Regions from separate parts of the Homo sapiens genome. Here region 1 is linked to region 2. A link is a loop called in an ENCODE intact Hi-C map of the cell type or tissue named here. Cell type or tissue: Calu3. All regions are shown on one strand. Each heading gives the region's core, and the rest is flanking DNA. Links, peaks and the distances in the headings are about the cores only. Region 1 holds the start of FUT9 (fucosyltransferase 9). Region 2 has its middle 150 kb from the start of MANEA-DT.

The links. A loop is a pair of places that touch in the nucleus more often than their neighbours do. Peaks named below come from ENCODE experiments on the same cell type or tissue, not always from the same donor. Only the 100,000 strongest peaks of a DNase experiment are listed, where the experiment ranks them.
Region 1: a loop joins it to region 2, with 4 times the contacts of the local background. A loop is called at or near these places in 2 of 110 quality-filtered maps.

The regions. Positions count from the first base shown.
Region 1 is chr6:96,012,238-96,017,623 of GRCh38, forward strand. FUT9 (fucosyltransferase 9) reads left to right here and starts at 3,737. Exons shown (of 3, transcript NM_006581.4): 1 at 3,737-3,975. It overlaps LOC107986626 (a long non-coding RNA gene), which reads right to left and starts at 3,196. Exons shown (of 3, transcript XR_001744263.2): 1 at 3,050-3,196. In Calu3, for the core only: no CTCF peak of the experiment used is centred there; DNase peaks (open chromatin) are centred at 3,164, 3,434 and 3,774.
Region 2 is chr6:95,429,638-95,435,023 of GRCh38, forward strand. No RefSeq gene overlaps it. Among named protein-coding and RNA genes, the nearest start is that of MANEA-DT, 150 kb to the right of the region's middle. In Calu3, for the core only: a CTCF peak has its summit at 2,179; a DNase peak (open chromatin) is centred at 2,184.

The DNA of each region.
Region 1 (5,386 bases), core at 322-5,321, 580 kb after region 2:
CCTGCAAGACACATCCAAGTGGGCTTCTTTCACTATCCACACTGTAGGAAATTCCAGTTCCTATACTGATTGGTGCAAACAAGAAATAAAGGTTTCGTAAGTGACAGTAAGAACTTACCTTCAGGAATCACATTTTTGTAGGTTTTCTGAGATTAGCCACAACTGAGTCCCCTGCATTTGTCAGGTTTCTTTCTTTCCTCCTTTTGCAGCTATACCCCAACTCTATTTCCTGAATCCATTGTTGTAACCAGTGGAAATTGATTTTGTTCTTCTGAGTGAAAGTCTCACTTTCAAGAAGTTTTTTTTTTTTTTTTTTTTTTTTTTTGGTGTATTCTCAAATTAGGTATCATTGGGCCCACTCTCTGCCCTTCTTTCTTTCACTTCTGAGACTTCTGGTTGATCTCAGCAGTTCTGGGATCTCACATACAAATTTTGGAAACTGCAGATTACCTGTCTTTTGATTTTACTGAAAAAAAGTTGTGAGTGATTTTTTTCCTTTTGATTCTTTGGTACATTCTTTGGGAAGAAAGAAGGAAACCTGCTAATTTTTGCCACTGTCTTCATAATAGATTCAGTCCATGTATTCAGCAGTGCTAATCATATGTATGATATAGTACATATGTAATTTTTAGAAGTGTCTGCAACCTCAGAAACATTTATTATTCTCCATTTTTCTCACTTTGAATAAAAACAGATGCTTATTTTTTAAAGTTAAGGCTCACCAAAATTTTCTCTTGCCTAAAAAGTACCCACTGTATTCTGTTACTACAACAAATGTGACTCTCTTAACTAACCCGTCATTCTCCTCTTTTCTTCAGCAGCTCACATAAGGACTGGTTATAGCAGAGGCTCATAATCTGTCTTTCTTTACTCCTAATCTTTTTAATGCCTATAATTAAATTATTAAATATTTCTTCTTTAAGCTTGAAATTTATCATGATCATCATTATTACTAGAACGTCTTTCTTAGTGATAAAACTTTTTTTATTGTATCACTGGACTCTTAAGCCTCACAAGGGCACAGTTAGCAATTTTCTTAACTGTGATATCCCTGGGGCCTAACATATTGCTGCCTACAGGGAGTGCTAATTGAATATGTGTTCAATAAATAGAGCAATGATATTTCCTTTGCTAACCAATATCTGGCACTCATGCAGTATCAGTTCAAAGACAGGGTTTTGAATCTTTCTGATTTTAGAAAATTTCAGCATGAGAATTTGTTTTCAATTAAATAAGTTCAAAGAGTCAGGGTTTTAAAATTAAGCTTTTATTGTATTAATTGATTAATTTTCCCATGGTGTAATGCATAACATAGTGCAACAGTAATAGAGATGTAGAAGGGGAAAGAAATATAAATGGGTGAGAATGCTGTAGTAAAGGTGACAGAGAAGTTTTCACCCAGCCTCAGAATCTACATTGAAATGCAAGTCCTTCAGCAGGAGAGTTCAATGCCATTCCATTGCTTATCATCCTGTTCTTGTCTCTGGTGGGCCAAGCGGCTGGGGATGTAAGCTGGAGGGAGGAGTTAGAAGCTTGCTTTCTCTACTCCAAACATCACCCCTTTCCTTTGCTTGGCTGTAAGGCATTATAGCTTGCGTATTTGTCTTTGCCACTTTAGAACCATAAAATGAGACTATAAGCTATTGCGTTATAGTTTCATAATTACAGGAGGAAAATAGTAAAAATTCTCAAAGGTAAATTACTTTAATAAGGAAGGGATGAGAAATATTATAAACAGAAATGAGAAAACAGAGATTTAATTAATTCTTGGTAACCATCCTCTGCCCAAGTAGCCGCTGGCATTTGCAAAATTTATTGTTCACCTCTGTAGTATAGGCACCACTGAGAAGACTTAGGGAGCTGAATGAATTGTAAGTCTTTGCCAACCTTTTATTTCTATGGTCTTTATTGAAAGAATAACAGTGGGTGAATTTGCATGGTACACCTCTGGATCTCTGAAGACAGTAACACATGCCTTTTAAAAGGGAGGTGTATTCGAATAATTAGATATTTTTTCCCTAAATAAGGAGGTGGTTCTCTCAGTCAGGTCATTAGGTAAATGTTGAACCAAATATTTTCATTAGCAGATATACTCAACAGGACAGAGTCTAGCAAGTTGATACCGCCCAGCCCATCAAGTAATACTTTATCTCCAACATTGTTTTTTCCTTCATGTGAATGTATACAGGAAAATCTAGAGGTTTTTCATCAATATTTAGGTATGGCCTATTGCATTGAAAATGTTTTTCCACATTGCATTTACAGTCAAGAGAGCACTTTTTAAAATATGAGAACATTTGTTATATAAGACACACTTATGTAAAATGAAATGCCTACCTTATTTATTCTAGAGACTATGATCCTTTAGGCTTTTAAAAAAACGAATCCACCAACTGAAAGATTACTTCATTTTTTTTTAAAGCAACACAACCAGCCAGCCAAACAAAATCAGAATCTCTTTCCCTCCTGGGAATGTCTGGGAATAATTAGCTCACTTTATGTGTTATGTTATTTGAGGAGAGTTTTACCAGACTTTTTTTTCTAGTCATATCTTTTAGACACATAATCTACTTGCTCCCTGTCTATCCCCAATTACCACGTGAAAATTATAAAATAAAATTACGGCTCACAGAAATCAGTTAATAATGTTCCACTTGTTTTTATATTTACTGAATGTGTGTTAACTCACCCTCTGGATCTCGCGCGTGTATCTGCCCTCAGTACAGTATCTATTTGCATGCGCCTCTTTGTAGTTTGCGAATATACAGGATTGATTTAGAGTCAAGTAGAGGAAACGAAAATCCACACTACGAAAGCGGGACCAACCCTAGGAAAATGCAGGGGGAAATGAAAAGCTCTGTGATAAAGAGATTCAGAGATCTTTCAATCCCTAGGTTTTTAGAATGTTGAGAAAAGGGAGGAAGGAAGCCAAGACAGAAGGTAATGGGCTGTCACTATGCCCTTCACACTTACAACCTTCCTAGATCATTGAGAACACGGTCCGAGGCAATTGGGTTAAAACGATATATGTATAAATTTCTTTTTTTACCTCGTTAGCTGGTCAACCCCGGCGGTAAACAACCAAGGCCACCCCTGCCCAGGCAACAGCTCCAAGGGGCAGGCGATGGTTGCCGGCATTGAGCTCCCTGCTGGCGCCTTCTGGCGGGACAGCCAGTGCCAAAGAGCGCCCAGGGAAACAAACACCAATGGGGGACTATACAGATGTCATGGATGCACATGTAGGATCATAATCTGCCCAGAAAGAGGAGAGAAGGAGGGCGACAGGCTGCGGATCCTGGTCCAGGAGCCGCCGCAATGGAGCGGGCGGCAGTGTGCGCGCACAGGTGCCACAGGCCGGTGGCGGGGAGAGCTGTAGAGGCTGCCTCCCGGACTCAGCACTCGCACCAGCGCGCTGAAGCCGCGGCTGCTGCCAAGCTTGGGTAACCCCCAGCCTGAGCCACGAGAGGAAGAGCCCAAGGAAAGGGCGCGAAGGGGGAAGGAGGGTAGGGTAGAAGGAGGGCGGGGGAGAGACCCATCGCCTCATCTTACATTTCCCCTCCCAAGCTCATTTAGTGGGAACCTCTGCTGGGCTCCTGCGCGCCTCCCTCCCCACCCCCTCAACTCTGGGCGACCATCTCCCCCTCTTCCCTTGCTCACCCCCCACCCTTCCTGCTCTTCCGTCCCTCCCTACCGCGTGCCTCCTCCCCTCCCCCTCGCCTCCCTCCCCTCCAGCGGCAGTAGCTGTAGCAGCTTCAGCGAAGCCGGAGATGGGCAGAGAGCGCGCGCGGCGCAGCAGCTCCAGATTCACTGCTCTCCCCTGCAGCTCCCCGCGCCCCCGCCGCTGTCGCTGCCTCGGTGTCCCCCAGCCCCAGTCGCGCTCTTAGGACAGCGCCGCCACCGCCGCCTGGCCCTGCCTGCCTCCTGCGCCGCGCAGCCCTCGCGAGCGCCCCGGATGGCGCTTTACCCCTAGGACCGGTGAGTAGGCGGGAGAGTGCAGGGGGTCGGGCGTCAAAGCTTGGCGCGGAGAGAACATCTTTTGGTTTGGGAGGCACCCCAAACCAGCTGCTGTGATTCCCCGTCCTCCAGGCAGAGGGTCCAGGGAGGGTGTTGCTCTGTGGTCCCCAAGGGGATGTTTGATTTCAACTCCACCTGCTGGCAACCTGAACCCCTCTCCGTCTTGGGGACAGCTGCCTGCAGCTCGCAGTCCCGCCTCACCTTCCAGCCCCCAGGCTCCCACACTAGCAGCAGTAGATGGCCCCGACCCTCTGGTCACCCCAAACAGGGTCATCTCTACTGTTACTGTCCCTGCGTTCCCACCTTATGCCAGTGCACAAACGCCCCTATCTGCCACCCTTCACCCGATCTCGCGCTGACAAAGCCTTCTCCACAAAGTCCTCCCTGACCCACCTTCTCTCCTTTCCCAAAGCCTGGCTCTCGAGCCCGACTGTCCCGTCCTATTCCTTCCCAGGGTGAATGGTCCTTAGTGAATTCTGACCTCATTCCCTCTACACAATGGTGCCTGTCCAGATTTTCTGACAGTCACCTCAGGAAATTGACACAGACACGCTGTGATCCTGGTTTCTGTACAGTTACTTTGTGTGTTACTCAGCACCTGGGCTGTTAAGGGTATTATCAAGCGTGAAAAAATAAAGACAAAAACCAAACCCTTTGGAAACAAACTTTTTGTTATTGTTGTTTTAAAGCGCAGAACTATTTGCATTGCTTAGGTTTGTTCTGTTCATTGAGAGGCGTCTTAGCTGAGTACAGGAAATACACCTATTTTACCTGTTCCTGCGGAATTGGTCTTACTTCCAGGTTAAGAACGGAGGACTTGCCTAGGTGGTGAATCTCTTTCAGCAACAACACTATCAAAAGCTCAGCAACTCTTGAGGATAAGAAGCTTTTTCTTGAAGGAGATGAGAGTAGCACCAAACTTACCCTTTAAAATCTTCTTTGAAATTGCAATAAGCCAAAGCTCTTATTTTTCTTTAGGTGTAGTGGCTAAAAGAGCGATATAGGAGGATTAGAAAACATTGTACCAAGAAGCTCCTGCACTATTTGGGTGCTTCCAGAGTTGTGTAGTATCTTAGCACCAGACGGTATTGCTGTAGAAGTTTTCTTAGAACAGTAGTCGTTTCTTCTGAAACCATGTTTACCGTTTTATTATTTCTAGTTGGAGTGCGAGAAAATAAAGAGTTGTGTTCGATGAATGAATATGAGCAAGGGGGATGGAGTGAACATCGGGAGGGGTCATTTAAATAATAAAATTTGTGCTCTCAATTTCTCATGTATTGAAATCTTAAAAACAAAACTACCCCACAAAATTTATGGTTTAATATTTTAGAGAAATGATGAAAAGGCATTCATTTCAACATGGCATTGTACT
Region 2 (5,386 bases), core at 209-5,208:
ATTCATGAGGGAAAATGACTGAAGACACTTGCTTTTCCACTGTAAACAATTTTAAAACTGAACCAAATATGTGAACATAAAAAACCTTTTTGTTCAGTTATTGGACAAAAAAATACCCAGACTCTGATCCTTGAACTTAAGGAAACAAATGAAGTGAGCAGCACTCTCACCCTGGCCACCTTCTTAGGAACATTTTCCACCCTGGTTTAGGAAGGTGGAACTCAAGCAGTGAGCTGCAGTCTTGTTGAGCTGAGGAGGAAGAAAACAGAATGCATTAAGTTTATTTTAGAATTTTTTATTTGTTTGCTGCTTATTTTCCGCAGAATATTTTTATGAGAGAAGTGTGTATTAGTTACTGTAAGAGAGTATCTTGAAGGCAGCATCTTTGTGAAAGCAGGATTACTGAAAAGTAAGGAACAAATTAACTCATTAAAAGAAACTAGAATGGAAGCAAACGCAAGACTTAGAGTTGAAGTATATGAGTTTAGCGTATGCCATTCTCTGCCCTCTTGGCTTCTTTGTGAACCACGAAAAAAAGTACAGTGCAGGCAATGAGCGAGTCATTGCAGTTACCAGAGATGGAACATTTATTAGGACAAAGAGTGTGGGAGAAAGTCTTCAGTAAGTTGGTGATTTATTATGTATTTCTGATTTAGAATTTTATTAGTGTCACACCCAACAACAAAGTTAGCTGAGACACAAAGAAAATGAAAGAATGTGGCTGGTGTAACAGAGAGAAGGTGAAGAAAGACACGTATTAGAACAGCACAGAGCTTTGCTTAGAAAAAAAAAAAGGTGCTGGGAGGCCTGGGTTCAAAATGAGGACACACTTATCTATTTGAGAACCTAGTTAGAAGAAAGAAGACATGCCAAAGATGACTTTTTCTGACTTTATGATTTCTTGAGGTTAACTTCACTAATTATAGTAAAAATCAATGGGAGAAAAGTGAGGACTTTGAAGTCACAAATCAGTCATTACAAATCTTTTTTCATTCCCCCACCTCACAGAGGAGTTCCCTGGCTGTACAGCGCTCATAGCAGGACTGTGTCTATAGAAAGTTGTAATAAATACTCTTTGATTCAAATACAACTAAATTGAATGGATGTGAGTTGAATTGATTTGAATCAAATTAAATGAACCCAAACTGCAAGAGAAACAATTTCTAATTTAGATAATTTGAAAAAGAGTCTAGAAAATTACATAGTCTAATATCCTCTGATGAGAGATGAAGATTACAACACACTTTTAAATGAAATTCAAGAGCATGCACACCTAATTGGTGGCACACATAGGACCAAGTTCTAGTTTTCTAACTTTCTGCCCAAACTTACCTTCACTATGCCACACTATATAAGATCTTTGTGACCTACAAATATAGATAATAATAATAATAATAAAAGGTGAGTGAAGAGGAAAATAATTTTTACATCTATAACTAAAGGTTGCAGAGCTATGTTGGATGAAGAATAGATTGTGAAGACTAAAAGTCACAATTCTATAATATGGCTTTAACTTTCAAAGAAGAGGTGATTTAGACAGACTAGTTGCACATGCTTTTATAATCTGAGGAAAATTATGTTGATGCTATGAATAAACACATAGATGTATTAAAAATAAAATGAATTAATGACCTCATTGTAATTTATTCAATTATCATAATTTCTATCACTAGTGTCAAATTTTTACACAATGAACTCTGATGAAATCAGCCATAATAATTTAACTAAATTCATCATCTTCACTATTTAGGTTCAATACTGGCTGCCTTAAAATCAATCAAGATAATGTAAAAACAAAACTGAATGTGAAAATATTAGTTTGTGATAACAATAGGCAATATCCAAAATTTGTAGTGGCACAGATTAAATGTGCTTAATGGCTTGAGAAGAGATTATGACTTTAAAAGTTAATTTGTCTTTCTACTACTCCAGTTTGATGCCTTAGAAACATTTTATGAAGCAAAGTTTTTAGATTTTGTAACTCAGAAAAGGCCTATTTATATTTAAGTAGTTCTCTGAGAAGATATCAAATTTTACAACATTTTTTGTAACCATTGGGTGGATATTTCTTTATGCAGGTATTACATGTAAGGAATATTTGTACGGGAGATTTAATAAAGACAGTATTTGCAAAAAGTAATTACTTGTCAGGCTTCAGTGATTCCTAATCTGTCCACAGTGGGGCAGCACTCTACAGGAAAATTAAAATCATATCCTAAATAAAATTCTACCTGTAGTGAAGTGGTAACACAGACTGTTCTATATAATGTGATCATCACAGTTTGTGTCAGATGGGGAAAGGGAGGGTTAAACATCTAGATACAACTAACTTATACTAAAATGGTTAACACAACATAGTGCCCTCATAATTGGACTTTAAAAAATCACAACAGGACCCGACAAATATTTCTATATTGTAAATGTGTTCTGTTTTTATCTTTTTCCCAACTGAATGTTTTTTTCATAAATGTGAAACTTTAAACATTTTGCACCTGATTTAAACAACACCTGTCACTTCTTATCAGCAAACAAATTTGGTAATCAATATAAAGAAATTGTAGAAAATACTAAATCAAAAATATTATCAAATAATGGGGAGAAAAAAAGTTGTTTAAAATTTTTCTTGGGTGTTTAAAACTTTTCAAAATGTATTTGCTTTTCAATGATGTATATTTGTGTAATTGTTCTTTACTTGATAACAAATTTTGGAAATAAAAGTATCACCCATTATAAATAACATAGACAAATCTTAGCATGTCATTGAATCAAGTGTCTTCAAACATATAAAAGCCCTTTGCTGTACTCTAAGATATAATTAAGGAGCCCTAATCAAATTCAGAAATAATTTCTTTCAGAGGAAAGTCTATTCCCTATAATAATAAATAATATTATTTACTATTTTATTTAAAGATATTTTATATATATATATATATATATATATATATATATATATATATATATATATATATATATATATGGCGAGGGAGAGAAATAGAGTTTACGAACCACTTAGTGCTTACTAAGCATGAGTGTTCTCTATATTGGCTACACCACCTTACTTTCTCACCAGCAGTGTACAAGGTTTCCCTTGTTTCCCTTTTCTCCACATTCTTGCCAGCACTTGTTATCTTAGGTTCCACAGAAATTTAAAAACAGAATTACCATATGATCCAGCAATCGCACTTCTAGGTATACACCCAAAGGAATTGAAATCAGTATCCCAAAGAGATACCTGCCCTCCCAATCACTGCACCACTATTTATAATATTCAAAAAGTAGAAGTAGCCTAAATGTTCATGGATGGATGAATGAATGGATACAGAAAACATGATATATACACACAATTGAATATTTAAAAAGGAAGGAACCATTGAACATTAAAAAAGGAAGGAAATACTGCCATTTGCCACAACATAGATGAACATGGAGAATAAAATGCTAGGTGAAATAAACCAAACACCAAAGGACAAATATTGCGTGATCCCATTTATATGAGGAATCTGCAATAGTCAAATTCATAGAAGCAAATATTAGAACGGTGGTTTCCAGGGGCTGGGGGCAGGGGGAAATGGGAAGGTATTTGCCAAGGGTTATAAGTTTTAATTTCACAAGGTAAGTCCTAGATATCTACTGCACAGCATAATGTCTATAATAAACAATACTGTAATAAAAACCCAAACATTTGTTAAGAGGATATACCTTATGTTAAGTGTTCTTTATCATCATCATCATCATCACTTCATCATCATAATTAACAAAGATGATAGAAGAAAACTTCTGGAAGAGATGGATAGGTTCATGGCATAGATTGCAGTGATGGTTTCACAGGTGTATATGTATCTCCAAACTCAAGAAGCTGTATATATTAAATATATACAAGTTTTTGTATGTCAATTATAACCTCAACAAAATTGGTTTTAGACATTGTCAAGGGCTGTTCAAAACCCGTTATATATGGTATTCGTTTTGAGACTCTTCTGAGTGATTTGCACTCTTCAAATCCACTTCTGGTTTAACACAGTTTAATAGCGGCTGTCTATGCCTTTCTGCCTCTCAATATTCCTCTCTATTTTATCTAGCTACACCTATAACTCTTATCTATGGTAATCATCTAAGTTGCTAGTTTCAGTCCATCTTACTCCCAGAACTGATTCTACAACAATTCATGTCCTCCTACTACCCCTTCCTTCTTCCACAGCTGACCTACCCTGGTTTCTATACGTCTGCCCTTCTGGCCAATCCAACAATCCAACATGGGGTCCATTATATCCATTATATTTCTGATGTTTCTTTTTGTATTTTGTTTTTGTTTTTTTTTTTTGACAGAGACTTGCTCTGTCGCCAGGCTGTAGTGCAGTGGTGCGATCTCAGTCACTGCAACCTCAGTCTCCAGGGTTCAAGCGATTCTCCTGCCTTAGCCTCCCGGGTAGCTGGGACTACAGTCACCTGCCACCATGCCCAATTAATTTTTTTTGTATTTTTAGTAGAGACGAGGTTTCACCATGTTGGCCAGGATGGTCTCTATCTTCTAACCTCGTGATCCACTGGCCTTGGCCTCCCAAAGTGTTGGGATTACAGGCGTGAGCCACCGCTTCTAGCCTTCTCGTGTTTTTTAATATGTACAACATTCCTTAATGAATGAGCTGCTTTTATGAAGCTGAAACGTATCTAATAACAAAGACAAAAAGGAGAATGGATAAAGAATGTATTGAAAGGGCTGGGCACGGTGGCTCACGCCTGTAATACCAGCACTTGGGGAGGCCGAGTCGGGTGGATCACCTGAGGTCTGGAGTTCGAGACCAGCCTGGCTAACCTGGTGAAACCCCACCTCTACTAAAAATACAAAAAATTAGCCGGGCGTGGTGGTGGACGCCCGTAATCCCAGCTACTCAGGAGGCTGAGGCAGGAGAATTGCTTGAACCCGGGTAGGGGGAGAGGGGCGGAGGTTGTGGTGAGCTGAGATCGTGCCATTGCACTCCAGCCTGGACAACAAGAGAGAAACTCCGTCTCAAAAAAATAAAGAAAAAAAAAATGTACTGAAAAGGGCCGGATGCTGTGGCTCAAGCCTGTAATCCCAGCACTTTGGGAGGCCAAGACGGGTGGATCACGAGGTCAGGAGTTCAAGACCAGCCTGGCCAACATGGTGAAACCCCGTATCTACTAAAAATAGAAGAATTAGCCAGGCATGGCAGCGGGCACCTGTAATCCCGGTTACTCAGGAGGCTGAGGCTGGAGAATGGCTTGAACTCGGGAGGCGGAGATTGCCGTGAGCCGAGATCGTGCCATTGTACTCCAGCCTGAGCAACAAGAGCAAAACTCCGTCTCAAAAAAAAAAAAAAAAAGAAATCTGAATACAAACAAATGATGAAAATGTTATTCAAAAAAC